2 separate regions of the Homo sapiens genome follow, and region 2 is linked to region 1. A link is an interaction called in ENCODE POLR2A ChIA-PET data of the cell type or tissue named here. Cell type or tissue: MCF 10A. All regions are shown on one strand. Links, peaks and the distances in the headings refer to the core of each region. The heading gives the core; the rest is flanking DNA.

Evidence for each region. ChIA-PET counts read pairs that join two places held together with the same protein. Peaks named below come from ENCODE experiments on the same cell type or tissue, not always from the same donor. Only the 100,000 strongest peaks of a DNase experiment are listed, where the experiment ranks them.
Region 2: POLR2A ChIA-PET joins it to region 1 with 8 read pairs; 2 of 35 experiments call an interaction of 5 or more read pairs at or near these places.

What each region holds. Positions count from the first base shown.
Region 1 is chr10:90,172,341-90,177,719 of GRCh38, reverse strand. It overlaps LOC105378426 (a long non-coding RNA gene), which reads right to left. Exons shown (of 4, transcript XR_946198.3): 1 at 4,655-5,379; 2 at 4,425-4,489; 3 at 4,280-4,315; 4 at 1,495-2,172. Among named protein-coding and RNA genes, the nearest start is that of LINC01375, 220 kb to the right of the region's middle. In MCF 10A, for the core only: no CTCF peak of the experiment used is centred there; a DNase peak (open chromatin) is centred at 2,209.
Region 2 is chr10:90,004,124-90,009,502 of GRCh38, reverse strand. No RefSeq gene overlaps it. Among named protein-coding and RNA genes, the nearest start is that of LINC01375, 49 kb to the right of the region's middle. In MCF 10A, for the core only: no CTCF peak of the experiment used is centred there; a DNase peak (open chromatin) is centred at 2,112.

The DNA of each region.
Region 1 (5,379 bases), core at 620-4,619:
AGATTATTCTCAATAGATGGATAGAAAACTTCATGAGGAAGAGTTAATAGAACTTGCTATTTGATTTTACATAGCAGTTGGAGACAATAACTAATAATATATGACTCCTTATCTTTGTAATCAGTTTTTCTGTGCCAGAAAACTAATTCAGAAGATAGAGCAGTAAGTGAGAAATGAATACTTTTGTACACTTTTCACCAAGAAGGTGGTGTGGTATTGGGCAAGTCACTATCATAGGCCATCCAACCAAATCTTCAAGCAGATTGATTTTCTGGAATATCATAGTTGATGAGACTATAAATGATTTAAGTAATGTAAGAAAAATATCGGGGTTTCAAAGATTAAGACTAACAAAACCAAAAGAATGAGAATGAAGAGATAGGGAATAAGAAACAAAGGAGAAAAAGAAGAAACTTGGAAGTGCTGAAAATGGTTATATCTAGACCAGAGTTTGCCCAACCATGGCCAGCAGGCCAAATGTGACGGATATTTGATTCTGTTAATAAAGTTTAATTGGAACAAAGCCACGTTCATTTGTGTATGCATTGTCTATGCCTGTTTTTGAGCTATGGTAACCAGATCTCATAAGAACTCACTCACTGTCACAAGAACAGTACCAAGGGGATGGTACTAAATCATTCCTGAGAAGTCTGCTCCCATGATCCAATCGGCTCCCACCAGTCCCCACCTCCATCATTGGGGATTACATTTCAACCTGAAATTTGGACAGGGACACATATCCAAATTATGTCACTTATCATGGTCTTTTTTTTCTTTTCATTTTTATTTTTTGAAACTGAGTCTCATTCACTCTGCCTTCCAGAGTGCTTGGATTATAGACGTGAGCCAGTGCTCCTGGTGACTTATCGCAGTCTTGAAGCCCTTGACTACGTCTTTCAGATCCTCATAGCGGCCATGTGCTGATATTCAGATCTCAGCACAGATGTCTTCTACTCAAAGAAACCATCCCTAATAATCCCAGCTAAAGTACCATCCTCCCTACTCATTCTGCATTAATCCTCCCTACTCATTCTGCATTAATTCACCCTGTTTTATTTTCTTCATTGCTCTCTTGGCTATCTAAAATTATCTTGTTTATTTGTGTACTTCCTCTCACCAAAACAGAGACCTTGTCTCTCAAGTTTATGGTTGCAATCTCAATGTCTAAAACAATTCCTAGCCCTCAAGTTCTCTACATGAGTTTGTTAAATAAATGAATTAGTGATTGAATGACTAATTTATTTGAATATTGCTTCAGTCAGATTCATACTCTTGGAGGCCAAAGATCATACAATTATTATATCCTTAGCACATTATATCATAAAAGATGGTGTTTCATTCTAGAAATATGCAAACTATAATTGAATTAGCTTAAACACTAAGGCATTCTTATGAGATGACAGATATTGATAATACTGATCTTTACAGGTTTTGAACATTTCAGGTGATGGTTACGGTTCCAACTTGCCGAAATGGATAATTATTTTTGCCTTCAGACTACAATAAACATTTGCAAATATCCAGTTTATTTATACTACTATACATTCATCCATAGGTAAAACCTACAAATTCACTCAATTGGTAAGAAAAAAGATTGCAAACCTAGCATCTTCAAAAGTGGTGCATTTCAGAACTAGTCATGGAGTTAGATGTCTGACACTATTGCAATGAAGCAAAATAAAAGGGTCTATTTATATTTTAGTTCTTTCTTTGATGACATTAATCATATGTGCTTTTGTTAGTTCAAGCTTGGTTCAAGATGAATAGGGAATAGAGTAGACCTCTGAATGTCATAGTCTTTTACTTTTAAGGTAATTTACCTACCAAAGAAAGAGAAAAATCAGTATTTGCAGGTGCAAATTCATTCAAAGTCAAGTCAGCTACCCAAAATCTAAGTTGTTATAAGTAGAGATGCTATGCTTGAAGTTCAGACCCTAGCTATTGAAATAAATTACTAGTGAAGGAAGAAATTGATTCTAATTCTGTAAGAGAAGGGACCTTAGAAAAAACCTGTCTTACATCCCACACGTACATTTGTCCAGATCTGAGGCAGTTATGTGCCAGCACTTGCAGTTCGAGAGCGGGTGAATGTGTCATCTGGGGAGGCAGCTGGCAGGCGTGGTAGGGCACAGTCATTTTGCAGGTCATGGCATTCCAGCATCTGCTCCCTAGCTTTGCAGATCCAGAAAATACAAAGTGTCAGTGTACTTGTAGTTGATTAATCCCTGGGAATTTACAAGAGACCAATGTACAAAGCAGAGTGCCAATTTTGCAATTCACTCTAAGAAATGTAATTGCCAAGTGGTCCAGAATGTTTATGTCAGCAGGAGAACACAGCCTTGCAATGACATGAGAGGGTAGGTCATAATCAGGAGTTTGCCGAGTGAGCCCAGACTGGGAGCAGGAGGAGGAAGCTGGATGACCTTAATCACCAGTGCCATTAGGCCTGACACATCCATTTTCAAATTGAGATTTACTTGCCAAGAAAGCAGGACACTTGGATTCGCCGGCCGGTGCTGGAAACACACTGACAATTCTTGCTCACTGGCCTTACTTTTTGCATATTCCTTGCCAGACACCCATGCATCCTCTCTTCACCTACATTAATACCATTGAATACAATATGTGTTTCTTTTACAGTCAATGAGGCCTCATTATTAAGAGTAATGAGCTAATATTTATTGAGTGGAAATAAGAGCTATATGCATGCTAACCACTCATGGGCAATTTTGTTATAATACTTGTTTTGAAAACAGAAACTTGTTCCAGAATGAAATGATATATTAGGGAACAACTTGAACATAATGTGAATTTTGTTTGCTTATGCACAACTTTTTTCCTCAAGAAACACCAATCGAATACAGAAAATGGCACTCAGATGAAGCAAACTGCTTAGGAATACACAAAATATATGCAGGAACACACTTTGAACATCTACCAGCTGCCTCAGTTCACCACATATGTGATGAGTCACATTGTCCACACCCAGTGTTAAAACTTTTTGGCCAATTTCGGATAGTGCTGCATCTATCATGCCACAATAACTCACAAGCTGAACCCTATTGACACCCAGTTGCACAAGCAAACTTTGGATCTTTTTTAAAGTAAAGGGCCGTATTTATTGTACTATGTATGTATTTCCTAACCATTTAACACACATAAAACAGCACCACCATTTCATTAAAGTCCTATCATCTCTTTGCATGTGTCACTGATGTTTTAGTGTTGTGCCTCTAATCCCACTTTTCTCATGAGCCTGTGGTTTCTTGTGTGATTTTGCATAGCATGGTGATTTTTAGGAAGGCATATGCTGTGTTCTAGCAGAAATGACTGTACCTTATTGTCTAGTATAATTCTTACCAAAACTATCATTTTTCATGTGAGGAAAATGAGATTCAAAGAGTTTGAGTAATTTACCCAAGAATAACATCTGGTAAGTGGTTAAGCAGAGATTCAAGCTATCTGCTGTGACATATTATGAAAACCTTGGGTCTCTCATTTGATATAGGAGCCAGCTTATGTTTTGAGGTGGATTTCACCAAGACCTAACAATAGCTCTCATGTACTCAGAGGCAATGTAGTGAGGTGGTTAAGAGTATGCCTTCTGGAGCCCTGGTACCTGGGTTCAGATCCTGGCTCTGCTGTCTGTGACCTGCGTGACAATGGGCAAGTTACCTAACGTGGCCTATTGTTGCAAAATGGCCCCAAGAATCTCCTTCATTATAACCCTGCCTTTTGCAATGTGATTTGCTATTGAGAGACAGATTTTATTTCCTCATGCCATGAATCTGGGCTGGCTTTTTGACCTGGTGTGATGAACAAACTATGGCAGAACCAAAAGTGATCCACCCCCAAGGTTAGGCCTCAGGAGCCCTGAAATGCTTCACTTGTTCTCCTGGAATGCTGCCACCACCATGAGGACAAGGCCAGATTAATCTGCAAGGGAATTAAAGATCACATGGCCCACTCACCCCCTCCCAGATGAGGAGTCAATGACCAGGAATGTGAATGAGGCCGTTGCAGACTCCCCAGGCCCCAGTAAGCCAATTGCTAATTGCAGACACATAAGTGGCACCAACCAAGATCAGCCAAACCAGGCCCAGATTAACAGAATTATTATTTTACATTGCTAGATCTGGGAGTTATTTGTTGCATGGAGAAAAGGCCAGGTGATACATTTAACTTCTCTGTACATCAACTATCCAAACTGTGCAATGGAAAAAGTAACAGAGTTGTGAGGAGCAAATGAGTTAAATATATGAAATACTTAAAATAATACCTTAGGTGTTAAGCTCTGTTCTGATTGTCTGGTCCTCTACGAACAAAAATGGTGGATAAAATAATAATAAATTATTATTATTATTTCTCAAGATTCTGAGGGTTGACAGGGCTCAGTTAGGTAGTTCATGCTTGGGATCTCTTACACAGTTGCAGGCAGACAATGGCTAGGGCTGGAATCTTCTTCAGGGTTTCTTTACTCAAATGGTACCTGGAAAAGAAGACTCAAAATTTGGAGGCTGGCAGCTGGACCAACTGGAACTCAGACATCTCTCTCTCTCTCTCTCTTTCTTTCTCTCTCTCTCTCTCTCTCCCTCTCTCTCTCTCCCCCCACTCCATCTCTATAAAAGGTAATTTGAGTTACTGTATTGCTTACTTGCCAGCTGAAGATTCTCAAAGTGTGTTTCCACGAGAAATAAGCATAAGCTGGGTGGGCTTTTAGATCCTAGACTCAAAAGCCATGCAGTGTCACTTTGACACATTCTGTTCACCCAGGCAGTCAAAAGGTCAGGGCAAATTGTGAAGGGAAGGGATGTCCACTCCATGTCTTCATGGGAACTGTGTTAGAGAATTTGTAGATGTGTTTTAATACCACCATGATATCTCTATACGTGCATCCATAATTACATCATTCTCACAGCAACCCAACAAGGTTAGTTACAATAGTATGTCCATTATCAAAATGAGGAAACCTTGCCTGGGAGAGAATAAATAATTTGCCAATGATCACAAAACTGATAATTCTCGGAGCCTTCACTCCAACCAGGATGTTCTGAGTCAAAAGTCTGTAATTCCAATCTGTATGGGATACTACTAATCTTACTCATTTTGTGTAGGTGTCACAACCAACACACCTAGAGAGCAAAATAATCTCTGAATTGGGAGATACTCAATTATCACTCCCACATGTGACACGGGATGCGCCCACATACACACAAATAACTGATTAACCCTGTTGTTCTGAACCCTTGTTGCAAGCCCTGAACTCCACTGTTATAAAAATTATTAGTTTATTGGAAAGAAGAAGAAGAATGTGGTGAGGAATAAAAATTGAGAGTTCTCTCTCCCACAGAGGCTCACGTAGCTCTTGACTACATGGTC
Region 2 (5,379 bases), core at 593-4,592, 170 kb after region 1:
GGAGGCAATTCAGCCCCAAGTATTTCTTCCTTTTGGGTCTATTCAAGGTTCTCCAACAAGACTGCTAGTTCTTTCAAGGTAAGGAGTCCAGTTCATCATTCTTTCTATACCCCCAAGAAACTTCATGAGTGCTGACACACAATTAGTGTTGATGATTTGGTTTTCCAATTATTTGATCCTTCTAATGGTGACAACTTCAGACACTGTGACAAGTAATGGTGAGAGATTTGAGGGCAAATGGACTTTGGTGCCCCAAATCTCCGTTATGTGTAGCATGTGCTGAAAACATTCTGTATTTCTTTGAATTCTGGATCCGCTGTTTACTGTCTGCCTTACTGTGGCTAACTTTCTAACCTCTCTGAGACTCTGTTTCCATACATAGAATAGAAGGCATATAAGAGTAGTAATAGTCCCTTCTTCCTAGTGCTGAGACAATTAAACAAGAGTAACACATGAAAACAACAGAAGCTATGTCTGGCTTACAAGAAGCAGCCAATAACTGTTAACTATTGTTACTACCACTATGTATCATTATTATCATTATTACAAAGATAAGCCTGCAGTGACAGTTGCTATACCTAGAGTGGTAGTTTTTCAAACCAAAGCTCAGAGGTTGGATTTTTATAGTTAGAATTTTATCTGCTATGAATCTAGGAATTACAGTTTATCCTTAACAGTTATAGCATCATCTAACATACTGTACTCTTCCTTCAGTTCCATTAAGTGGGCTCTGCTAATTATTAAGGTAGAAAACTATGTAATTGCCTGTTAAATTCCACCTTCTGGAGAACTGACTTTTAAATGCAGACTCTTCAAAGTTTCTGTGATGTTTAATTCTATGTGTCAACTTGGTGGGTGTTTTGGGATGAGATTAACATATTAGTCCATGGACTTTGAACAGCAGATTGCCTTCCATAATGTGAGTGGGTCTCATCCAATCAGTTGAAGGCCTGAATAGAACAAAAAACCCAATATCCCTGAGCAAGAGGGAATTCTCCAGCAAACTACCTCAGGCTTCATCTGCTGCATAGCTTTTCTGGGTATCCAGTTTGCCAGCCCACAAAGCAGATTTGGGACGTGCCAGCCTTTGTAATTGTGTAAGCTAATTCCTTATAATAAACCTCTTGGTTCAGTTCTTTTCAGAACCCTAAGTAAATCAGCTTCCTAAGACATTTTGTTATCTATGTTCCTTTTAGAATAGTCCAGAAATGTAACACCTACGCCTCCCAGAGCTTTGCCTGGAGGCAGAATAACACAGGAGGTAGACTCAGGCTTTAAAGACCAACATGGGTTCAAATTCCGACTCTGCCATTAACCGTGGATGAATCACTTTATTTCTCCCAGCCTCAGCTTTTTCATCTGGAGAATGGGGGGAAAAAAGCAATTATAAATTTGTTCAGTGCTTGGAAAGCTTCTGGGACATAGTAGACACACAATAAATTGTACTTAACATTACTAACTAGTAAAAACAATATTGTCTACCCCCAAGTGGGCAAGATTGCCACTAATTTGCCTAGTTCTCACAGGAGCTGAAAGAAAAGTACACTTCTTAAATCTCAAAGAATACCCTAGTTTTTATTCACTAATCAATATTCAGCCAAGGACTCTGCCCTATTTTTGTCATTTCTCTGAATGCTGTAAACCTCAGGTAATCAACCTCATTGTTTAGCTGCATTTCTCTCTACAAAGTTATTCGTAACAAGATCACAATTAGGTGCAATTATCTTCAGAGACTGAACTATAATCACCACAGAATGGAATTAAGTTTCCATATTATAAAGGAATTTAAGAAGTAAAGCATCTTGCCATCTTTGACAAACTATTCATTTGCTTGTTCCGTTGCAAAAAAATTATAATTTGAAAAACTGTTTTTTCGACCAAAACCCAATGGGACAGCTCACAGGTTCCTACTTACAACTGGTATTTCCCTAGATAGGATTTCTCACAGGAGAAGAATTTCAATTTATTTAGCACATGTTAAATGCCAGGCACTATGGTTGATGTGTCACACATTTTATCTGATTTCATCCTGACTGCACTTTCATAAAATTGGCATTAGAAATCCTATGTGAATGATTCAAAACTTGAGGCTTAAAGGGGTGAGGTTAATTACCCCATGTCATCAGCATTCAAATCCAGACTTGTCTTATTCCACAGTCTACTGTTGTCAATACTACACTGTCTCCTTCAGGTGAACGGCAACATATTCTTTCTTCCAGAGTTGACAAGTCCCTGAGCATAATGAGAATTCCATGACATGAGCAAAATAGTTGTTTCTTTCTCATTGGTGAGTAAAGTTTTAAAACTATAACATTTGGCTATTTTCCTCTGCTTAATATAGTATATTTTAGTATAATTAACATAACAATGTAATATACTACAAAACACACCTGGCTCAGTGCCTTCTTCCCCAAATCAAGTCCTTTTAGAATCCTGATTGCCTATGATACGCACTTGTACAACGTATCCAGTGCCCTTATTCTTTAATCTTTTCATCCTCAACAACTTTTCTCAAACCTTAGCCAATTAGTTTCATTACCATGAGACTTTGTTATCATAAAAACTATTCTACCACTCAATCATTAACCAAGCATCCCACCATCTGTCCTCTTTTCTTTTGTTTTATTAACTCTCTTCATTTTCAATGACTTTCTGCTGTCCTGGAACAAAAATTAAATTTTTAATAGGGCCTAAAATACCAGCTCCACACCCACTTTTCGAATTTCATATAACACTACTCTCTTTTTAGAAACTCTTGACATCACCATGCACTCTCCCACCTCAGGGCATTTGCACATACTATTTTCTCTACCTGAAATAATCTTCTCATTCCAATCCTTTCACCTACAAAATTCTATTAATTCTTCAGACTCCAACTCTAAATTAGTATGGAACATGTTGAGATAATCAGCTAGTTACTAGAAACAAATAAAACTGAATTCCCATCTAAGATGTTACAACAAAGTGAGTTCCATGTGAATTAAAAATTAGAATAAAAAATAAAAAAACATAAAAGATGAAAATTTAATGAATATGTATATAGACTAGAAGTGGAAAGGCCATTCTAAACAAAACATCAAAGACAGAAAGCATAATGAAAAATATAATTAGATTTTATACATGAAACTTTAAAAAACTTATATATGAAAAAGAACAGAGAAAAAAGATTAACAGGAAAAAATATTATCATATATGAAAACATCAAATTAAAAACATCAAGACATAAAGATCTTATGAATCAATTTATTAAAAATCTAAGCCACAACAGAAAAATGGACAAGGTATATGAAGAATTATTCATAAAAGGACTAAATGTAGTCAAAAAACATGAAAAGATGTTCAGCCTCACTAACAAACAAATACAAATTAAATATCAATTAGATTTATCTTATTTATTTTATTTTATTTTATTTTATTTTGAGATGGAGTTTCGCTCTTGTTGCCCAAGCTGGAGTGCAATGGTGCGATATCGGCTCACTGCAACCTCCGCCTCCCAGGTTCAAGCGATTCTCCTGCCTCAGCCTCCTGAGTAGCTGGGATTACAGGCATGCATCACCATGCCAGGCTAACTTATTTATTTATTTATTTATTTTTTGTATTTTTAGTAGAGACGGGGTTTCACCATGTTGTCCAGGCTGGTCTGGAACTCCTGACCTCAGGTGATCCACCCACCTCGGCCTCCCAAAGTGCTGGGATTACAGGCATGAGCCACCGTGCCTGGTCTATCTTATTTTCTTATTTAATTTGTGATAATATTTTAAAAGGCTGGCAAGGGAGCATGAAAATATAGTACTTCCAAAACTGTAGGGAAGACTATAAATTTATTTTAAAAAAAACTTTCTGAAAGGCAAGTAGGCAAAATATTTAAAAATTTTTATTACATAACTTTGACCTGTCAATTCCACTACTTGAATTACAACCTAAAGAGTGTATCATACACCTTCCCCACATTTTTAACCTCCTTATTCTATTGCCCCCTGCCATCCGTGGAACTCCTCCAAAACTATTCTCTCTAAGGTCACCAATGGTCTCCATGACACTAAATTCACACTTCTCACTTCCAACATCATTTAACTTGCATTGGCATTTTAACAAAATTCACCACTTTCTCCATCCAGAGCAATATTTTTTCTCTTGCTTTCTGTGACCCACATTCTCTAGTTTTGCTCCTGTTTTTTAAAGTACTTTTCCTCAGTACCAACTCATCTCCCCTTTACCATCTTCCATTATAGGAATTTCTCGGCTGTCTGACCTGGTCCTCATCCTACGGTTTTTAAGTGATCCCATTTTCTCCCATGGTTTTAGTTACCATCTATATGTTTATGACTCAAAAAGCTGTAACTCTAGGTCAGTCATCTCACATGAGCTGCCAAGCTATATGTTTTACTATCTATAGACATCTCCATTTTGAGACCTAGAAGTAACTCAAAATCAACATGTCCTAAACTGATAACAACTTCCCCCCTCAAAGCAACTTCTCTACCAAGAAACAGAGTGAATGGCACTTCATTGCTTGCACCAGAAATTTGAGATTCTCACTTGATTCTTCCTTCTCTTTCATGCTCAACAACTAATCATCGATTACTATCAATTTCATAAGTAAAATTTTAAATTCAGAGTGACCATGTTATTCCTCTGCTTAAAATCCTTTAATATCAAATACTATGCAGCCATAAAAAATGATGAGTTCATGTCCTTTGTAGGGACAAGGATGAAGCTGGAAACCATAATTCTGAGCAAACTATCACAAGGACAAACAACCAAACACCACATGTTCTCACTCATAGGTGGGAATTGAACAATGAGAACACTTGGACACAGGAAGGGGAACATCACACACCGGGGCCTGTTGTGGGGTGGGGGGAGGGGGGAGGGATAGCATTAGGAAATATACCTAATGTAAATGATGAGTTAATGGGTGCAGCACACCAACATGGCACATGTATACATATGTAACAAACCTGTACGTTGTGCACATGTACCTTAGAACTTAAAGTATAATAAATATATATATATATATATTTTTTTTTTAAAAAAGTATATAAATCTCACAGAAGTCAAAGACTGAAGCCAGAATTCCAATGGACATCATGGAAAATGGAAAGCTATCAGGACCAGAGTTGCTCTGTGTTTAATCTTCATTCTCTCTCTCTCTGTCTCTCTTTCTTTCTTGAGACAAGTCTCACTCTGTTGTTCAGGCTGGAGTGCAGTGGCACAATCACAGCTCACAGTAGCCTCAACTTCCTGGGCTCAAGCTATCCTCCCACCACAGCCTCCTGAGTAGCTGGGACTACAGGTACCTACAACCACACCTGGATAATTTTTTCTTTTGAAACAGGGTCTTGCTCTGTCTCCCAGGCTGGAGTGCAGTGGTGCAAT